Regions from separate parts of the Homo sapiens genome. Here region 2 is linked to region 1. Evidence: read pairs that join two places in POLR2A ChIA-PET (ENCODE). Cell type or tissue: MCF 10A. All regions are shown on one strand. Each heading gives the region's core, and the rest is flanking DNA. Links, peaks and the distances in the headings are about the cores only.

Region 1 (8,256 bases), core at 3,690-7,689:
TCCTCTGGGAACCAAGCTCTGGCAGCAAAAGGACAGTGGCTCTGGAAGCCCCAGGCGTCCTCTCAGCCAAAGGGGCAGTCCCTTGGGCCTGGGCTGGCAACCGAGATACCGGCTCTGGACTGGAACCAGAATGGGCTCTGCCTCAGACCAGGCCACAGAGGGCCCCCTGAGAGCCCGGCTTCCCCACGGCCCCCAGGCTGTGGGGACAGGCCTGCCACAGACTTCCTGGCCAGAGGTGTGGCTGGGTGCCATGGTAGGGAAAGACAGCCAGACATTGGGGGCCATGGTGCGGCCCGGCCACCGCAGTCTAAATCGCCTTGGGGGTGCGTTTCTGCCAACTGTGGTGCTGGCCATTCATGCCGTCTCTCAGGCTGTCGGGCCCTGCCCTGCCTGACTCCTGGCTCTTGGAGCTGGAGAAAGGACTCTCAGATTGGCAGAGAGCGATAAATGCTTTGTTGTGTGCGCGGCAGCGAGCCGATGTCATTTGAAGTCACAGCACATGAAAATGAGGGGGAGAAAAAAACTTAGGCAAGAGAAATCCTCCAGATGGGCCCTGGAGGCCCCATCCAAGAGTCTGAGGCCAACACATCAGGGGAACTGGAAGCAGAGAGGGAATCAGCCACTGGAAAGAAGTCACGCAGACGAAGTGGTGACAGCCACGACAGGAAATTGCTCAGCGGTGGCCACAACAGAGTGGCAGCCAGGGGCCAGGGGCCAGCTCTGTGACCATCCCCGAGAGAGAAAGGGGACATTCAGGCCTGGTCTATGATGGTCTGGTGGCCGGAGGCTCCGTGAGGGCAGCCCCAGGGCCAGAAGGACCTCTCCTGTGCTGACAGCAAAGTCACCAGCGGGAGTCCAGCCCACACTGCCTTTCTGATGAGGCCTCCAGCTCTGGCTGCTGACTTTAAACCCTAAGGAACCCTGTGCAGGGCCTGCATCCCGGAAGGCCTCCACCAGCCCGAACCTGGCCCGTCCGCCCTAGATGGGGCAATCGGCGTTTCTCCCGGGACAGCCTCCTCCCTGGCCTCCTGGCCCTCGTCTGCATTGAGAGGCTTGGCCTCTGGTCCGCATGCTGCCCTTCCCGTGCTGTGGCCTTGCAGCCCGGCCTCTCCCCTGCTGTCCCCCTTGGCTCTGGCCTGGCCCCTGGGCCCCTGAGTCACCCCTGAGGTGACTCAGCAGTCCTTGGAAACGCATGCCGAGGACGCACCCTGCCTGGCCCAGCTCCACATGGGTGTGGGGGAGGCTGCGGGCTGCGCCTGGTGGCCGTATGGGGCCTAGGCTGGCCAGTGCTGCCCAATGGTGGGGGCTCCCTCACCGCCCGTCTGGCAGAAGCCATGGGCCACACGCTGTCCCAGCACATGGTGGCAGGGCGGTGACCTGGGCTCGGCTCTAATGACCGGCAGCCCTGGGGCTCCCATCACCACTACCAGTCTGCCCAGGAGGCAGCAGAGCACTGAGCCCGACCTGCTCCCCTCGGGCACCTACGAGACCCACCTGCCCCTCCATGCGTGGGGGAGAAGGGGTGCCCTCTGCTGTGGAAAGCTGGGACCTACTGTCTGTGGTGCGAGGCTGACCCCACAGAGCTCCAGGACAACCCCGAGAGGAGTGGACAGAGCCAGCCGGGCCCTCCAGCCCCCACCTGGCCCAGCTGCCGCCTCTGGGCAGATGTCTCCACTTGATAAACAGGACAGCTAAGGGCCTAGGAGAGACATGCCTGGCCCAAGGCCAGACAGCAGGAGTGGCTAGGAAGGTCAAGGGATCCCCACTGCAGGCCCCACCAACCCTGGCTCTGCCTGGAATGCAGTCAGGGCAGGTGGAAGGGGAGGGGCAACGCCCCAGGGCTGGGCGAGGAATCTGGGAGCAGGTGGGAAGCTCATGCTACCTTCCCAGGAGACGGGAGGACAGGCCTGCCAACCAGGGGGCTCAGCTATGTGGGACACACGCTCCCACCCTTGCCCTTGCACAGGGTTTCATCCAAACATGGAGATGCCAGTGAGTGCCTGGGGCTCCTCTCCCAGGAACAAACCACACCCAGAGCTCCAGCCCGAGCGAACACATCTACATGAAAATCAGCCTCATGCATCATGCATTGTAATTTCTCATCTTGGGGACCAGGCAGGAGGGCTGTGTGACATACAACTGGTAAAATCAGTTTCCGATGAAAACTTATAAAAGGAAAAAGCCAACCCACAAACAAATGAGGCGATAAATCCCCTGAGGCTCCGCCTGGCAGGGAAACACCAGCTCTGCAGCACTGAGCACAGGCTGGTGTTCCCACTGGGGGCAGCATGGAGGATCTGCGTCCAGGGGGCAGAGTGTGATGACATCACCCACATGCACAGGAACGATAAGGCTTTCTTAAAAAACGATCTTTTCTCAACAGCTCCTCAAAAGGAGCTGAGGCAATGCATAGCCCTGCAGGAAGAGACTGGAAATGGTCTTGGAGAGAGAACTGCGGGGCATGGTGACAGCGGTGAGAGGCTGCAGGTGCACAGATCTCAACGAGGGGCCGTGAGTTCCCTCACTCCCTGAGAGCTGAGGAGACTTGCCCGAAAGCCCAGAGCCCTTCCTGAGACACAGAAACCATCTTCACCATCTCTAAGATCCCTTCCATTTCTGAAGGACTTCCATTTCTTTGTGACTGTGGGCCACCATGGGCATGAGTCACCTGTCACCAGAGCCTGGTGTCCCTGTGCAGCTGTGCCAGGTGGGCAGAGGAGACAGGTGAAGGCACATTCCTCAGCGCCCGCTCACAGCTCTGCCCACCGTGCATTCTGTAGAGAACCTCAGCGCCCTCCTCCCTGCCGGCAGCCAGGCAGGGATTTAGGTGGTTTCTGTTTGGCCTCCAGTGCTTGCCTCTCCCGTGTCCTATCCGCCCAGACCTCAGACCTCAGAGAAGCCTCCTCCCACAGGAAGCTCTCCTGATTGATCCCCATCACTGGTCTCCTCACCTTCTCCCAACACACCACTGATGCCTCCTCTCTCGTGCGCCTGCCCCTTCACACTTCATCTTACACCCCCATCTGCCTGGGCGGCCCCCCCATCTCCCCTCAGAGCTTTTGCTCTCGCTGTTCCTTCTCCCTCACTGAGCCTCCCTGGATCTTCCCATGCTGGGTCTTAGCCACCAGGGCTCTGTCCATCCAAATGTCCCCATGGCTGCAAGGCTGCCCCACCCTCCTGCTATCCTCACGGGGCCTCGCATTCCTCTTGCTTGCTTGTTTTCGGGTCCCCTGCTGTCCCGTCTCAGACACAGGAAGCACTCTCCAATGCTTAGCGCCCTAGAATAAAGGACCCCGGGCAACCTCTTGGGGGTCCTCGCCACATCCCACCCCTTGACAGCAGCTAAGCTCCGGGGGCAGCAACTCCCCGCAGTGACCCGGAAGGCAGCCAGATGATACTCCTCCCATCACCTTCCCTTTTGTGGCTCGTGGACGGTTCACCTGGGCTGACACTGATGGAGGCCGCCAGGCCCATTCCCAGCCTGGAGCTGGCTCCCTCCCCAGAGAGCTGCAAGGTTGGGAAAATTTGCAAAGAACAAAACGTGAGCTAGGCAGGCCTAGCCTGACTCACATCCTGGGGACCCAGCTACCACATTTGGGCAGTTTCTTATCCAGGAGGATGCCCGGGAACAGTGACAGGTCTGAGGTCTGGGCGGATAGGACACGGGAGAGGCAAGCACTGGAGGCCAAACAGAAACCGCCTAAATCCCTGCCTGGCTGCCAGCAGGGAGGAGGGCACTGAGGTTCTCTACAGAATGCGTGGTGGGCAGAGCTGTGAGCGGGCACTGAGGAATGTGCCTTCACCTGTCTCCTCTGCCTATCTGGCACACTTACACAGGGACACCAGGCTCTGGTGACAGGTGACTCATGCCCATGGTGGCCCACAGTCACGAAGACAGGTTTTCTGAGGTGTGGCTACCAAAAGCACCCAGGCCAGAAGTCATCCCGGGTGGCACGGGGCAGGGCAGGGGGTGGTGAGAGGCGGTCAGCAGCTCTGCACAGCCAGCCGCGCCTGTGCACTGGGGCCCTCTGCGAGCATTAGGTGCCAGCAGCTGTCACCTTGCAGTGGCCACTCCTGCCCCCTCGCCAGGTCACGTGCACTGGCTCTGGCGCATGGGTGCCCCTGGCCGCTCAGAGGCACTGCCTGCTCCTTACACAGTGATGTCGGTGGTGGAAACCCGGGCTGGGAATCTCAGAATTGCTGACCACGGCCTCAGCACAGAGGAAGCAGGCAAATGGCCCGAGTCCCCCCACCATCTCCCCTGCAGCGAGAAGACTGCAGCCTCTCCTGTCTGAAGACTCGCGTTTGGGTCCCGGGCCTGGGAGATTCTGGCGGGTGCAGCCTGCTTCCCAGGGCCCCTTCTGCCCCGCTGTGGCTCATCGTCCTTGGAGGGACACCACTCGGGACAGGCTCTCGTCGCCAACCCACCCCAAGTTCTCTGTCCTCAAACACAAGCTTCCTGCCAGCAGGGCCAGGCACAGGGACAGGGGTGGCAGAGGCAGCACAGGGCCTGGCACCCAGGTGGCGTCAGTCACTGAGTATATGGTGAGATAATAAATACTAGTTGTTGAGATAACAAATAAATAAGAAGCAGCCCTGCCCTCGGGAGCTCAGGTGTGCCAGTAACACATCAGAGCAAAGGTGTGCCGTAACGCCACGAGGCAAGCAGGCTGACGTGGGATTAGGGTGCCTGGATGGGCGACACCGGGACTGGATGTGGTTCCAGCTCTGCCGTTCGGGGCTGTGACTCTGAGCAGGAACACAAACCCCTCTGAGCCTCGGTTTTCTCAACCATCTCAGGCGTGGATGTGCTTTAGAAACTACACACCACCAGGCCAGGTGCGGTGGCTCACACCTGTAATCCCAGCACTTTGGGAAACCGAGACGGGCAGATCACCTGAGGTCAGGAGTTTGAGACCAGCCTGACCAACAGGGAGAAACCCCATCTCTACTAAAAATACAAAAATTAGCTGGGCATGGTGGTGCATGCCTGTAATCCCAGCTACTTGGGAGGCTGAGGCAGCAGAATCGCTTGAACCCGGGAGGCGGAGGTTGTGGTGAGCTGAGATCGCGCCATTGTACTCCAGCCTGGGCAACAAGAGTAAAACTCTCTCAAAAAATAAAAATAAAAAAAACAGAAACCATACACCACCCTACGATCCTAGGCTACTGTGCACTGAGCAACTGAGTCCCGAGGAATGATGGGTGTGGGGCCGGCCAGGGGTTTCACCTCCGCCCCACGACACTGCCTCTGAGCCCAGTTTTTCTGGAGCAAGAGGCTTCATGCAGGCCCTTAAGAAGAAGAAGAAAAGGAACACACCTTACCTGAGTCACACCCATCTCCAAGGGACCCTGGTGAGGCACTCACAGGACCACGCACACCAGGAAAAACTGGCTACAGCTGGCTGATCGTGCACGAAATCTCATGTTGCGCCCAGAGCGCCTCCAGATCAGCCACAGAGTCAAGTCCCGGTTCCAAAATGCTCACAGCACGGGACATATTTGTCAATGGCCGTGACACAAATTCTGAGGTTCTACTGGCGGACGAGGGCGGGAGGAAAGAAGCAAAGGACTGCCAGGCTTGGTGGCTCATGCCTGTAATCCCAGCACTTTAGGAGGTCAAGGAAGCAGATCACCTGAGATTGGGAGTTCAAGACCAGCCTGGCCAACATGGTGAAACCCCAGGCATGGTGGCTCATGCCTGTAATCCCAGCTACTTGGGAGGCTGAGGCAGGAGAATTTCTTGAACCCAGCAGGTGGGGGTTGCTGTGAGCCAAGATCACACCACTGCACTCCTGCCTGGGTGACAGCGCAAGATGCTGTCTCAAAAAAAAAAAAAAAATAAAGCAGCAAAGGACCAAGAGAGAAAATGACTCAACTTAAAAAGAAGGTTGGTAGAAAATTCCCCACATCCCTGACACACACCTGCTGCTGTCTCACACCCCAGGCAGCTGCCACAGCCGCTGCGCCCTCTCTCCTGTTTCCCAATCAACCTGCATTCCTGTCTTCCTACCAGCTGGGAACTTGGCACAGCTGCCCATCCTGAACGCAACTCCTTCCCTGGGGATGTCCCGCCCTCCCTGCACCTCTGCACACCCACGCTCTTCCTGCCTTCGAGAACGTGCCTCTGTGCATGGGCGAGCCTGTGGCCGTGACTGTGACCCCTCACTGCCAGGATGGCTGCTGCTGCGACGTCAACACAAAGCACGCCGCTCTGCCTTGTGCTTACTTGTATTTTGGGGGGAAAGCAGCCCTGCCCCCCAAGGCTTGCTTCTCTGTTGTCATCGCCCCAAAGGACAAGGGACTGGTGCTGCCACTTCCTGAGCTACGAGCAGTAAGAATATTCAAATCTCTCCCACCCTGCCATCATGGTCTGGTAGCCAGGCTCCTCCCAGGGTGGCTTCCACTTCCCTGGAAGGACTGGCCCCACGGATGCTGCATGGGCTCAGGTTGGAGGGGAAGGACACGGCAGGGCAGACCCATGCTGCTGGGGCCCCAGTGCTGGGGGCCTCCCTCCAACACCTGCCTAAGGGATGCCCAGGGCAGGGCTCTCTCCCTGCACCGGAAACTCTCCCTCCTTTCCTTGCTTCTTCCTACATCCAAATTCTGCCCATTCTTCAAAGCCACGGTCTGGAGCCATCACTGAGGTCCAAGTCAGGCTGAATGAGTATTTACCTGTGCCAGGTACAGTGGAAAAGGAAAGACACGTAACCCAGGCTCGCACACACACAAGAACCTAAGGCCCTATGACAGACAGGACGCCAGCGGGGAGGGGCCGCTTCCTCCTTGCGGGGAGGGAGCCAGGGTGAGGCAGGAAGGAGGTGGCCGTGGCCGTGGGCTTTTAAGGATGGGTGGGATCTGGGAGCACGCAGGAGAGAGGGCATGACATGAGCCTGCAGCAGTGAGGCTGGCTTGGAAACATGCCCAGGACAAGGTTTGGAAGTGCCCGTTTGGAAGATGTGGGAGGGCGTCACGGGTGGGTATCTGGCTCCAGCTCTTGGACTGGAAAAAACGTGCGTCAAACTCATGAATTGTCAACTGTCTTCAGGACAGTCGGCGGTTTTGAACATGATCTGCTCTGGTGTTTCTGGGGTGTGTGGTCCCCTCAGGCTTAGACGGGCAATAGCATGTTCTGTGTAAACCTGAATGAGGGGACGGTTTTCAAAATCCAAGTTAAGTAACGGGGACTGAATTTTCTATCAGTCCACTAGCTTTTAAGTCACCAAGGTGGGATTCCAGAGGCCAGGGAACAACTTCTGCGAAGTTGAAGATTAGTTCCACAGAGTGTCACAGCCAAGGAAGGCTGGATGGAACCCCAGCTCTTAGCAGGGCACCTCAAGCCAACATGGCAAAGTGAACCGGTCCTATTTCCTTGTTGATTTCAGGGATGAGAGCTAACAGAGGAAAAAACAACTCTGTTTCCCCACCGGCCTCCTCTCCCTCTCTCTGTTCCCCCAGCCTCTCTGTCCCCCTGCCTCTCTCTGTCCCCTCTCTCTGTCCCCTTTGCCTCTGTCCCCCTGCCTCTCTCTATCCCCCTGCCTCTCTGTTCCCCTGCCTCTGTCTCCCCTGACTCTCTCTGTCCCCCTGCCTCTCTCTCCCATCTCTCTCTGTCCCCTCTGCCTCTGTCTCCCATCTCTCTCTGTCCCCTCTGCCTCTCTCTGTCCCCCTACCTCTGTCTCCCGTCTCCCTCTGTCCCCTCTGCCTCTCTCTGTCCCCCTATGTCTCCCGTCTCTCTGTCCCCTCTGCCTCTCTCTGTCCCCTCTGCCTGTCTCCCATCTGTCCCCTCTGCCTCTCTCTGTCCCCCTACCTCTGTCTCCCCTCTCTCTGTCCCCTCTGCCTCTCTGTCCCCCTACCTCTGTCTCCCATCTCTCTGTCCCCTCTGCCTCTCTCCGTTCTCCTGCCTCTGTCTCCCCCGCCTCTCTGTCCCCCTGCTTCTCTGTCTCCCGTCTCTGTCCCCCTGCCTCTCTCTGTTCCCCCTGCCTCTCTCTGTCTACCCTGCCTCCGTCTCCCCTGCCTCTGTCTCCCCTGTCCCTCTCCACCCCCTCTGCCTCTCTTCATTTCCCCCGCCTCTCTGTCACCCCCCACACGCCTTTTTTTTTTTTTTTTTTTTTTGAGACAGAGTCTCGCTCTGTTGCCTAGCTGGAGTGCAGTGGCGCGATCTTGGCTCACTGCAAGCTCCACCTCCCGGGTTCACAACATTCTCCTGCCTCAGCCTCCCGAGTAGCTGGGACTACAGGCACCCGCCGCCACGCCCCG
Region 2 (4,000 bases), core at 1-4,000, 330 kb after region 1:
CTCGGGTGTGGAGGCTACGTTACACAGAGAGACAGGCCTGTGCGGCTGGGATTAAGTGAAGGCTCTTGAGCTGAGGAGATGATCCTGGATTACCCAAGTGACCCAGATGGCATCATGAGTCCTTATCAGAGGGAGGCAGGCCAGGCACGGTGGCTTACGCCTGTAATCTCAGCACTCTGGGAGGCTGAGGCAGGCGGATCACCTGAGGTCAGGAGTTTGAGACCAGCCTGGCCAACATGGAGAAACCCTGCTTCTACTAAAAATACAAAAATTAGCTGGGTATGGTGGCAGGCACCTGTAATCCCAGCTACTCGGGAGGCTGAGGTAGGAGAATCGCTTGAACCCAGGAGGCGGAAGTTGCAGTGAGCCAAGATTGCGCCATTGCACTCCAGCCTGGGTGACAGAGCGAGACTCCATCTCAAAAAAAAAAAAAAAAAAAAAAAAAAAGGAGGCAGAGGGGAATTTCAGACAGAAGAGAAGAAGAGGAGGAGGAGGAAGCTGTGTGACCATCAGGCCAGAAGTTCCAACGTTGTGGCCACAAGCCAAGGGATGCTGGCCGCCACCAGAAGCTGCAAGAGGCCAGGACTGGTTCTCCTCTGGAGCCTCCAGAGGGAGCGTGGCCCTGAGGAAACCTTGATCTTGGATTTCTGCCCTCCAGAAGTGTGAATAATTTTCACAATGGCAGCCACAGAAAACTCCTCCAAACGCCCTGACCAGGACAGCAACCCCAACGGGAGCAAGTGGCCCAAGACTGTGGGCGCCACAGGATAAAAAAGAGGCAACGGCCCATGGCAGCCGTGGTCTGTACACTTGTAGTCGTAACAGCCAAGCTCTCTCAGGTAACTGAAACTCAAGCCATTTCAGTCCAATTTCTCCCAGACTAGAGTTGGCCAGCATTCTTAAAGGCCCAGACAGCCCAGGTGCAGTGGCTGATGCCTGAAACCCTAGCATTTTGGGAGGCTGAGGCAGGAGGACTGCTTGAGCCTAGGGGCTCAAGACCAGCTTGGGCAACACGGCAAAACCTCATCTCTACAAAAAATACAAAAAATTGTCTGGGCATGGTGGCACGTGCCTATAGTCCCAGCTACCTGGAGGGCTGAGGTTGGGATGATCACCTGAGCCAGGGATTTCCAGGCTGCAGTGAGCTGTGATTACACCACTGCACTCCAGCCTGGGCAATGGAGTGAGACCTCATCTCTAAAAAAAAAAATGAAAAATAAAAGGAAGACAGTAAATGTTTTCAGCTACGTGGGCCATATGACCTCTGTTGCGGTGACTCTCCTGCTGTAGCTTGAGAACAGCCAAAGATGTCAGGAAAGTAACAGGGACCAGGAAAACCTGACTTCTGAAGACGGCTGTCACCTGCCGACCCCTGTTCTGGATGATTCTTCCTTTTAAATTCTTTGTTTGCCAGACCACCATCTGATTCCCACACAAGTCTGTCTGTGGAGAGGGACTGCGCTGATGGCGGAAGAAGACAGCCACCTGGTGTCCACCTCGGTCACTGTTGTTAGCATGTGGTCAGCCTCAGGCAGAGGATGACGGCCGTTCACTGGTTCCAATGCTGGCTGGGGGCTGCAGCACACGCGGGCCTGGGCTCAGGGGCTGAGGACACCACCATGAGTCCCATGGATGAGTGCAGCGGTCTGGACAAGGATCCCAGCGCCACCCCACCCCCAAGGAACACTTGGCGATGTCTGAGGACATCTGTGGTTGTCACCACTGGGATGTGGCTGCTCCTGGCATGGAGTGGGTGGAGGCCAGGAACGCTGCTCAGGACCCTGCAGTGGCCGGACGGCCCCACCCCAGAGAACGATCTGGCCCCAATGTCCATGGTGCCAAGCGGGAGAGACGCTGCCTTTGGTCCCCAGCCATGTGTCACGCTGCTTTCAAAGACACAGGCCTGGCTGATCTCTCCAAGGTGTCCTTCCTCCCAGCTCTTAAGGCCTCTGGGTGCAGTGGGCACCATCCGAATATCCGCTGCCCACCTCACGGGAGCCAGGCCCACAGTGGCTGCAGAAGCTGCTGGAGGACATGCAGCCTAACCCGTGCCCTGAAGGCACTCGTGGTGCAGAGGAGCCCAGTCCCGTGAGGCACTGCAGACGCTGCAGGAGGAGCTGCGTGCAGGCACACGCCCAGAGGAGGAAGTGTGGATCCAGAGCCTGCAGCAGGGGCTGCAAGCGCGTGGCAAGCCGCCCCTGTGCTGTCACCGGCGGCAAACCAGGTTCTGCCATCCGGGCGGCTTTCCCGGAACCTCGGGATCCTTCTTGACGCACCTCCACGGCGAGCTCCTCCTGGAGTTACTCCCGACTCCCTCTGGGAATGGTTCAGTCCAGTCCTGTTTGTCACGAGCCCCACCCAGCCCGGACCAGGTGGCTGGGAAGTGACTCAGGGGGTGGACCCGGCTGACTAGCACTGGAAACAATCTCCGGGCTTGGAGCCACAGGGCCGGCTTGAGCCACGGCATCCTGGCCACATGGAGGAGCGGGGCTGCCCTGTGCATGGCTCCCTGCACGGCTGACCCTCCGGGGGCCGCCCCACCCACCCCGCGGCAGCCCTTCCCTGTAGTCAGAGCTGTCTGTGGCTGAGCCTCGAAGGACAGCATGCCCAGGGCCCAGCCATCCGAGCAGATCTTCCAACTCCTGTGGACCTCTGGGAACAGAGAGGACCAGGGAACTGTGGTCCCAGATGCTGTCCCCGCCCAAGCAGCCTGCAGGGCCCGGCTTACCCAGGTAGTAGAGGCGGTGGGAGTGGGGCCCAGACTCATCCGTCTTCTGCACAAACTGGAAGTCGTGGGGCGCCTTGTTGACAATGAGGCCCGAGTACTTGCGGCTGCCGTGGATGATGCTCCGGAGCCCGTCCCACGAGTGCTTCTGCACCTGGAAGCGGGCGGCCGGGTCATCTGTGGCGGCTGCGTCGCCTCGGTCGGCCGTTGGGGTCCCGGTGGTGGCCATCCTCTCAGCCCCCTCGGAATTCAGCGAGAAGCTGCGGGGAGGAAGCAAAGACTATGAGAAAGGAGAACTGTTTTACCTACGAGCTGCCCCAATGCTGCCCCTTGCGAGGCACTCAGGTTCTTCCAGACGAGCCCCACCCCTGCCGCTTTCCCCACTCCCTAAACACTTCTTGGGTTGGTCTACCTCTCTCCATGTCACTAATGCTGCTAAGATTCAAGCCACCATCACCTCTCAAATGAATGATCTTTAAAAACATTCTTCTTTTTGGAGATGGGGGTCTCAACTATGTTCCCCAGGCTGGTCTCAAACTCCTGGCCACAAGCAATCCTCCTGCGTCAGCCTCCCAAGTTGCTAGGACTGCAGGTGTGAGCCACCATGCTTGGCTTTGGCTGAATGACTGAAACCACCTCCCACCAGGATGTTCCACATCCACTGCCAAGACCCCATCACTTAAAACCCTTCCTGGTTTTCCACAGTCCCCGGGATAACAACCAGTTCTCACCACCACCTCAAGGCTGCTGTCGACCCCTGCCAAGCCCTTGAATCTCATCCTTCTTATCCCTGTGACCCAGCCAAATGAGCCTTCACTCAGCTCCTCAAACAGGCCAAATTCCTTTCCACCGCAGGGCCTTTGCACATGCTGGCCCTCCTGCTCGGAGTGCATTTTTCCTCACTTTGCTTAACTTCTTTGATATATGTTTATATATATATACTTTTTTTTTTTTTTTTTTTTTTTTTTGGAGACAGAGTCTCCAAAGGCTGGAGTGCAGTGGCGTGATCTCAGATCACTGCAGCCTCTGCCTCTTAGGATCAAGCGATTCTCCTGCCTCAGCCTCCCAAGTAGCTGAGATTACAGGTGCCTGCCACCATGCCCAACTAATGTTTTTTGTATTTTTAGTAGAGACAGGGTTTCACTATGTTGGTCAGGCTGCTCTCGAACTCCTGACCTCAAGTGATCCGCCTCCCTCAGCTTCCCAAAGTGCTGGGATTACAGGCATGAGCCACTGCACCCAGCCTGCTTGGCCAGCTTCTAATCAGATCTCAGC

The links. ChIA-PET counts read pairs that join two places held together with the same protein. Peaks named below come from ENCODE experiments on the same cell type or tissue, not always from the same donor. Only the 100,000 strongest peaks of a DNase experiment are listed, where the experiment ranks them.
Region 2: POLR2A ChIA-PET joins it to region 1 with 5 read pairs; 2 of 35 experiments call an interaction of 5 or more read pairs at or near these places.

What each region holds. Positions count from the first base shown.
Region 1 is chr19:4,373,600-4,381,855 of GRCh38, forward strand. The region is part of intron 1 of SH3GL1 (SH3 domain containing GRB2 like 1, endophilin A2); the gene reads right to left. Among named protein-coding and RNA genes, the nearest start is that of SH3GL1, 23 kb to the right of the region's middle. RefSeq lists enhancers at 1-302, 3,971-4,703, 5,689-5,768, 6,229-6,278, 6,329-6,428 and 8 more and a silencer at 1,673-1,967. In MCF 10A, for the core only: no CTCF peak of the experiment used is centred there; a DNase peak (open chromatin) is centred at 6,012.
Region 2 is chr19:4,711,353-4,715,352 of GRCh38, forward strand. DPP9 (dipeptidyl peptidase 9) reads right to left here. Exons shown (of 22, transcript NM_139159.5): 4 at 2,729-2,985. Among named protein-coding and RNA genes, the nearest start is that of DPP9, 10 kb to the right of the region's middle. RefSeq lists enhancers at 1,721-2,920, 2,391-2,892, 2,893-3,392. In MCF 10A, for the core only: no CTCF peak of the experiment used is centred there; a DNase peak (open chromatin) is centred at 2,369.